Linked DNA regions of Homo sapiens: region 2 is linked to region 1. A link is an interaction called in ENCODE POLR2A ChIA-PET data of the cell type or tissue named here. Cell type or tissue: MCF 10A. All regions are shown on one strand. Each heading gives the region's core, and the rest is flanking DNA. Links, peaks and the distances in the headings are about the cores only.

Region 1 (4,440 bases), core at 295-4,294:
CGTGTGTCTTTTCTTCTCCCCTTGCGCGTTTCCTACACAGAACAGTTGCCTAGGCTGAACTTGAACTTCTGGCCTCAAGCAGTCTTCCTGCCTTGGCCTCTTAAAGTGCTGGGATTACAAATGCGAGCCACCATGCCTGGCTGGAAGTTTTTTAGAAGAGGCTTGTAAATACCACCTAACTAGGAAGAAATGGGAGAACTCAACCTAGAAATAGACAAGTCAGATGGGATTCTGCCCAATAAGTCAGGCAAATCAGGGCGAGAAATAGGGTCTTGAGGGTTTGACCCTCAGATCATAGTTGCTCGGGAGATTGCTCTCCTCACATACCTGTAATCAGTTTTCCTTCCTTTGGAGCACATGACACCTCTTCCTCTAATCCAGTTTACTTCCTCTTTTTTTTTTTTTTTTTTTTTGAGATGGAGTCTTGCTCTGTCACCCAGGCTGGAGTGCAGTGGTGCAATCTCTGCTCACTGCAACTTCTGTCACCGAGGTTCAAGTGATTCTCCTGCCTCAGCCTCCCCAGTAAGCTGGGATTACAGGTGCCTGCCACCACACCCGGCTAATTTTTGTATTTTTAGTAGAGACTATGTTTCACCATGTTGGCCAGGTTGGTTTCGAACTCATGGCCTCAAGTGATCCACCTGCCTCAGCCTCCCAAAGTGCTGGGATTACAGGTGTAAGCCACCACGCCCAGCCCTAGTTTACTTCTCAGCCCATTCCAGTCTAATTCTACCTAGCTTTCTTAGCTATTTATAGAACAAGAACACTGGCTTAGAGGAAGGGGAGAGATGTCTAAGTTTTCTTGCAAGTCCAGCTTTCCTACTCTGCTCCTAATTAGGTTTTCTGTTTCTATGGCTGTGACTTCTCTATCTCCAGCTTGCTGTGTTTACTTCTCCCAAGCAACAGCTCGGTATACTTACTTCTCAAATATAGGTTTCAAAACACATGGAGGAATCCACAAACCTCTGTGCATCAGAGTCCAATTTTCCTGCCCTCAGAAAGGCACACAGCTGTATACACAGCATGTTTTGATCACTGGCAAGAGCTTTCTACCTGCCAAACACTTAAATTCATTAACAGTCATTTACTGAGAAGGGCAGGATGTACAGCACCGTTTGTCAATAGCCACAGTCTTCCCATCTTCTCACCACCCTAGGAAAGAAGCCTGAGGAGGGAGATTTCTCACACAGACGACCCCTGTCAAGAGCCAAAATACCTTGGCAAGAAGAAGCCAAAAAAACACTCCACTCCCTATAAGTTCTGCATTTGGAGCTTCTCTGCAGTTTGCTAGACTGAGTAAATAGAGCTAGCAGCCAAAAATAAATATCTATTTTTCACAGCCAGAAGAGGGACAACTCCACAAGTGTTCATCTGTATCTGCCTTTGGCTCACTGGTTTTATTCCATAGCTTTGGTTCATGAGCGAACATCGCGCTGGCCTAATGCAGGTGGAAACACTTCTGGAGGTGCGGGCCTAGGGAGGAGAGGTGAAGAGCAGGAAACGCATCAGCACTTTTTCTTCTAAGCGCTCATGTCCCCAGAAGGCTCTGAAAATTTCAAGAAATTCTGTGAATTTCTCAATCTGTGGTCATCGCTATATAAGCGGCCACAAATTAAAGGGGAAGTAATTTTGCAATTAGATGTTTCTTGAAGTTCAAGTGACTAACCCACTTAAGGTAGGCTGAGGAGATTTGGCCATATCAGATGGTCAGACCCAAAATATCCACGATCTGGTTTCTAAAATTAGGAAACTGACCCTGACACTCCCGCAGATTTGTTTAAGGTGTTTGAATGTTTTTCAGCAAATTGGTCAATTTGGCAAACTGGCTTTTGAAGAAATTACTTTCAGAGATATGACAGAGCCCACTTTTCTCCTTGACACTGGATCCTTATTACCTACTCGGACCCTTAGTATGACCCCATCCTGGGGTCTGACTCAGCCAAACCACACCAACTCTTAGTCTACTTCTCAGGCGTCTGACCTCAGCCGTACAGCTGGCCAAAGACACCTACCTTAGAGCCATTTATTAACTTGCTTGCCATGCCTTAAGCCCTTGTAACTCTTTATCCATAGCTGTCATTCTTGGTCTCTCTGAAGCATGCTCTCTTTCTTAAAGCTCACCGTTGTTCTGAATTCCATTACCACTTTCTCTGACTCACTCTTCCAAATCAAGGCTCCTATCCTCTGGCTGAGTAAGCTGGGAGGAGGCCTCTGCTGTCGCAGTGGGAGGCCTCCAGGGTCATCCTGACTCATCCTCTCCTTATTTTGCTTTGTTGGTATCTATCTCTGTGCTGCTTTCACTCACAAAACTTATGACATCAAATGCGTGCTATCTTTTCCAACATCACTTCACCAAATTTCCAACACCAGCTGGGTATTCTACAATTCAATTCAATTCTAATACTATTTACCTGGAATTAGCTTCAGATCCCAAAAGTTAATGAAGTGTAACCAAATGCAGTTTCGGCCACTTGCCGCTTGCAAAGTCAAATAACAAGGGCAAGGAGTGGTGGAAGGAAAGTGACTTTATTCCAGAGCTAGCAGTGGGAAAATGGCCAAGCTTTGTGCCTTAAAGAAACCATTTCAGGTAGGGCTTAGTGACTCACGCCTGTAATCCCAGCACTTTGGAAGGCCAAGGCAGGCGGATTGCTTTAGCCCAGGAGTTTGAGACAAGCCTGGGCAACATGGTGAAATTCCATCTCTACAAAAAATACAAAAATTAGCCAGGTGTGGTGGCATGAGCCTGTAGGCCCAGCTACTTGGGAGGCTGAGGGAGAAAGATCGCTTGAACCTGGGAGGTTGAGGCTTCATCAGAGAGAGGCCCTATCTCAAAAAAAGAAAAAAATCAAATTTTGAACAGAATGCAACGGGTTAAAAAGCGAAGCTTGCTATGGGTGGAGTGGGGGGCGGGGGACAGGCATGCTGAAGGGGCTAGAAGGTATGAGTCTGGTATTTTTTAGTCTTTTTTTTTTTTTTTTTTGAGACGGAGTCTCGCTCTGTTGCCCAGGCTGGAGTGCAATGGCTTGATCCCAGCTCACCACAACCTCCACCTCCCGGGTTCAAGCGATTCTCTAGCCTCAGCCTCCCCGGTAGCTGGGATTACAGGCACCCACCACCATGCCCGGCTAATTTTTCTATTTTTAGTAAAGATAGGGTTTCACCATGTTGGCCAAGCTGGTTTCGAACTCCTGACCTCAAGTGATCTGCCTGCCTCAGCCTCCCAAAGTGCTAAGATTACAGGCGTGAACCACCATACCCGGCCGGCCGAAAGTGTGAGTCTGTTACAGGACTTGCTCTGATGACTTATCTTGGATTATTGCCCCCTATTGTGGTGGAATGGGCTTGTGCCATTTCCACCACAATAGGGTTGTAAATTCACTGCAACCTTGAGGTAATCTCCTGGTGGGGGAGAATTCAGTAGGTGACTGGATTGTTTTAAGATTCAGTTCCTGGAATTTATAAGCAAGCATATCATTTGATAAGGGGGACACTGTGCTTGGTGGAAAGAAAGAGGGCAAAGGTTACCATTTTATTCTTAAGAAATTAAACACTGGCCGGGTGCAGTGGCTCATGCCTATAATCCCAGCACTTTGGGAGGCCAAGGGGGCGTGGATCACTTGAGGTTGGGAGTTTGAGACCAGCCTGGCCAACGTGGTGAAACCCTGTCTCTACTAAAAATACAAAAATTAGCCCGGCGTGATGGCACGCATTTGTAATCTCAGCTACTTGGGAGGCTAAGGCAGGAGAATAGCTTGAACCCGGGAGGTGGGGGTTGCAGTGAGCCGAGATCGTGCCACTGCACTCCAGCCTGGGTGACAGGGCAAGGCTCTGTCTCAAAAAAAAAAAAAAAAAAAGTTAAACATACAGTAAGCAAGGAGGGAAATGGAAATAAAAAGAGAGAAAGAAAAAAAATTTAAATAGGATAATTTGGTGGCAGGATCAGTCCAACAAGACTACTACCACTTCAGATGCCAGCCACAAATTCCAGATTGTCACTGGTACTTCTCTCCATCTGGCTACAAATTTGTGGGTTTCCACAGCCTCCTCCTGAGCTTTGATAATCTGCTAGAACAACTCACAGAACTCAGGAAAGTGCTTTACTTGCCATTACTTATTTATTATGAGGGATACAACAAGTAAACAGAGGAGATGCAGAGGACAAGGTAGGGATTTGGAGCTTCCATGCGCTCTAGGCACACCATTCTCCCAGCACCTCATGGTATTCACCAACCCAGAACTTTTCTAAACCCTAATGTTTAGTGGTTTTAATGAAGGTTTCATTAAGTAGGCACAATGGATTAAATAATTGGTCATTAGTGACTAACCCAGTCTCCACCTTCTCCTTCCTGCCTGGAGGTTGGAGTGCTGGCCTAAAAATTCCAACCATCTAACATGCCTAATCATGGTCTTTCTGGTGACCAGCTCCCACCCTAACACTAT
Region 2 (4,440 bases), core at 294-4,293, 230 kb before region 1:
AGTGGAACCAGGAACTAGCTTGGTCTGCTGCCTCCCACCCACAAATCACTCGGCCACACCAGAATGTTGTCCAACAGCTGGGAGGCTGCAGGAGAGAAGTCAGTGATGCCCTCTCTGAGTAAGCATCAGGATTTCCTTGGCAAAGCTGTTCAGCAACTGCTTGGGTTGGGAGTTTGAGTCATCTCTGCACCTACTGGCTCTGTCACTCTGTCAGATACAGGGCAATACCTTGTTTTCTGGCATTCCTTGCCTGACCACCAACCACTCCTGGTCCCATACCACCCCCACCACTCTCAGAACTAGTCAGTAGAAATGTTCACATTTACCCATGTAGCAAAAAGCTCCTTTCCTCAAGAAGTGACTGAATTCAGGAGTTACTCCAAGACAAGAAGAGGCAGAGGTTTCTGTGGTAAACTTTAAAAGACTTTAAAAGAGCCTTTTAAATATTGTAAAGAAAATCACTAGGGTAATGTTTCTCAGCTTGGGGTATTTACTAGAAGTACATCAGTGCCCATAGTAATTTTTAAAACTCCGTTTTCATTTTTTTGATAATCTAAAGAAAATAAGCCTGTTTAGATAATCTGTAGGAATATTTTATATCTGATAATTGCCCTACTTTTAGTGCCCACATTTGCATGTGGCTTCACTATCACATAGGTGCTAAACAGTGTAACTCTAATTGACATGGCTATGAGAAAATGCTAGAGTCAATGAGATATGTAAATGAGGCATTAGTACAGAGTAAGGGCCAAATGATGTTACAGCCAGCTATTCAAAGGCAGGAAATAACAGTAGTTCTAATGGAGAAACAGAGTGGGCAAATGGAGTCATTACCAGGCACACTGCAGCACAGGCATGTTGAGCTCAAAAGAACCTAAGCTACAGCATTCAGTATGCTATCTGTCCTGTGAGCTAAGATTCAGTTTCAGCAAAACAGTATAATCTATCATAAGTGTAAGAAACCTTGTAACAAAAAGGGATTTTCATGGGCAAGATGCTAATTACTAACATTTAGATATGAATTAAGAATCCATGGAAAGGATAGGGTAAAGGGGCTAAGACGAACTGAAAGCAGATGGCCTGGTGACTCCAGGAGTGGGAAACCAAAACAAACTTTGGGAAAAAGTCAGACAGACCATATAGCAGATAGAATCCAGAATGTGCTGATGTAAGTGAAGGAACTGAAACAGTGCTAGATACACTTGCCAACGAGGTCTAGGAGACCAGAATGCAGGGTTGGGGCACAGAATCTGGGACACAGAATATAGACTTTAGGGGCACAAAGGGGACTGGGAGGGAGAGTGGGCAGACCTGGGTTAAACAAAAAAGAGGAGAGAAAGCTATGCTTCCTATTACTGGTACACTGAGGTTTACTGTAATAGTAGAGGTTGAGTGTATCTTCTAGTCTTCGAAACAGTCATGGCAGATGTCTGAAGATTCAGACTTTCCTGAAGAATAATTTTAAGACTGTCCCTGAAGTCTGCAGGTGGATGAACACTAGACCTCAAGAACATCAGTCATTACTGGGCTTATAACTCAGAAGCCAGAACTGACAGGGAGGCTACTAAGTCTAGGAGGTCTAAATGAAAGTAATTCATTTTGAAGGGCTAGCAATTCATGGATAAGGACATGTTCAAACATAAAAATACATGATAATATCTGAGGGCCTTAGGCCTCTTGCCCATTTCTTTTGTATTTAGGAGATTTTGCTTTACTTCATTAGAATAATAACATATTAACTAAGTTACCAATACACCAGTGGTTCCAAATTTTCCATACAAAGACCTGAAATCCCTTGGGAGATCAAATGGGAAGATTAAAGGCATTAAAAGTTCTGAGACTAGATAAGGAGTAAGAAACGGAAGGTGCAGTCAGCTATGCAACCATGCCCATGGGGAATTCTGGCAAATAGGACTTGTGGGAGAAAGTGATGTGTTCATTCTGTGACATGCATGTAGCATGATATGCATACAGCATATACAGAATGAACACATGAATACAAAACTAGCTTGGAGATCTTTCAGATTTCCTTAAAAAATACTTTCATCACAAAAATATGTACTTTTCCATTTGAATATGAAGTTAAAGATAAACTTAAGAATGACCCACCTTACTCCAAGCATAATTCCAGGTCACATAACTGTTGCCTCCCAGAAGATCCTTGAGCCAGGTGACTGGGTTTTTATAAATCTGACCACTTTCTACCTTAAGTTTACCATTCAATAAAATACTGGCTTTGTGGGTAGTCTCCTGAAGTGAAAAATAAAACAGAAATTAAGGTCAAAAATAGCTGAAATATGTGAATTTTTGCTTCTGGCCATGACAAAGTAACAGGGACCACATATACCCTAACACCTGATGTATTTTTGTATATAAATTTAATGTATCTAGAAATGGTCATAAGGGCATGCAGCAAATGATGAACCATCTAGTCAACAAAATCTACAAAAATCAGATTAAAAAGGTGAGAGTCTATGGTATTTGAACCAAGACTGCATCCTCCCTCCCCACTCCCAGCTCTGTGAAGTGGAGACTCCACTCTAGATTGCTGTAGTCAAGACTACAGGGCTCCCTGTTACAGGGCTGTCTTCCTGGGAGGGGCATAACTTCAGCATTTCTCATCCTGCCCCCAGCTACTGTTGCTAAGGCTAAGTTGCCAGCAGCTATAACCAAAGGGTAGAGGCTCCCTTCTCCTGCCCAGCTCTGAGTGGTGAGACAGAGGCTCCACCTTTGGCACGGCACCACGGAGAATGCTGGGATCCCAATCACCCTTGCCTTGGCTTGTAAGGTGGTGGTTTCACATTGGGAGAGGCAAACGGAAAACACATGAAGCTACTGCCTCCCCTCCACCGAATGCTCAGCTCCTAAAGCAAGAGTATCACTTGAAAAATCACCTTTGGCCCCACCCTCAGCTCCAGGGCCATGGCTCAGGGATTCTGCCTGAGAAGAGAAGCAAGGCTTAGAACAGATAGCTCCTAATCTCCTCCCGAAGGAACTAACTTCATTTGCAACAGAGCATGAAGAAGTTCAAGCTCAAGGGCACTATCAGAAATAGTAGAAGTTGTGGTAAAAGGCAATTGTGAGTAGACTGGTAGATTCATTTGAGATGTAGGCTAAGCTGTAGGCAGGCGAGTTTGTAAGAGACAACTGGGAAAAGAGCTGGCAGGAGCCTTCCTAGGTTCATAATAAACTTCAAACACTGACCTTGGGAACTATCCCTTCAAAGGAGCCCACCTTTGCTTGGATTAGTCTGTAGAGCAATTTGTCCCCCTAGGACATTGTTGAAAACAATAAAACAGTCAATGGGCAGTAAGTGGAGCTTAAGAGCCATGGGTGGTCAGGGAGGTCAGGGAAAGAGGTGGCCAAGGCTTTAGTCCCTGAGGCTCAACATTGGAAGTTTAGCACTGAAGTGGGGACTTCACTAAAACAATCTAGCCAGTAATTAAACAAACAAGCAAATAGCAATAAGAAGTCCAAGAGAAGGTGGGGTAGAGTTGCTACAATGCATTGTCTAAAATGTCCAGTTCCAACAAAAAGTTATGAGACATACAAAGAAACAGCAAAGTATGACACACACACTGGGAAAAAAAACAGACAAGAGAAACTGCCTGTGAGAGTGACCAGACACTGGATTTAACAAAGACTTCAAAATAACCATTATAAATATGTTCAAGGAACTAAAGAAAACCATAATTAAAGACATTAAGTAAGGAATGATGACAAGGTCACATCAAATACAGAATATCAATAAAAAAGAAAAATTTATTTAAAAAGAACCAAATAGAAGTTATGGAGTTGGAAAATAAAATAACTGAAATAAAACATTTACCAAAGAGGCTCAACAGATTTAAACTGGCAAGAGAAAGAATTAGTAAACTTGAAGATATTGATACAGAGTATGCAAGACAAAGAAAAGAGAATAAAAATGAAAATGTCTCAGAGAAATATGGAACACCATTAAGCATACCAATATATGCATAATGAAGGAGAGGAAAAAGAAGCAGAAAAAATATTTGAAGAAATATATGCCTAAAAACTTCCCAAACTGGCCGGGCACGGTGGCTCACACCTGCAATTCCAGCACTTAGGGAGGCTGAGACAGGCAGGTCACCTAAGGTCGGGAGTTTGAGACCAGCCTGGCCAACGTGGTGAAACCCCTGTCACTACTAAAAATACAAAAATTAGCTGAGCATGGTGGCAAGCTCCTGTAATTCCAGCTACTTGGGAGGCTGAGGCAGGAGAATCGCTTGAACCTGGGAGGTGGAGGTTTCAGTGAACTGAGATTGCACCACTGCACTCCAGCCTGGGCAACAAGACCAAAACTGTGTCACAACAACAACAACAACAACAAAAAAAACTTACCAAACTTACTGAAAAGCATTAATCTACACATTCAGGAGGCTCAATGACTCAAGTAGGATAAATGCAGAGATCCACAGA

Evidence for each region. ChIA-PET counts read pairs that join two places held together with the same protein. Peaks named below come from ENCODE experiments on the same cell type or tissue, not always from the same donor. Only the 100,000 strongest peaks of a DNase experiment are listed, where the experiment ranks them.
Region 2: POLR2A ChIA-PET joins it to region 1 with 7 read pairs; 2 of 35 experiments call an interaction of 5 or more read pairs at or near these places.

What each region holds. Positions count from the first base shown.
Region 1 is chr5:75,318,938-75,323,377 of GRCh38, forward strand. It overlaps LOC124901007 (a long non-coding RNA gene), which reads right to left and starts at 2,193. Exons shown (of 2, transcript XR_007058824.1): 1 at 2,013-2,193. In MCF 10A, for the core only: no CTCF peak of the experiment used is centred there; DNase peaks (open chromatin) are centred at 2,204 and 2,584.
Region 2 is chr5:75,089,152-75,093,591 of GRCh38, forward strand. It overlaps ANKRD31 (ankyrin repeat domain 31), which reads right to left. Exons shown (of 26, transcript NM_001372053.1): 23 at 2,110-2,250. Among named protein-coding and RNA genes, the nearest start is that of GCNT4, 39 kb to the left of the region's middle. In MCF 10A, for the core only: no CTCF peak of the experiment used is centred there; a DNase peak (open chromatin) is centred at 2,680.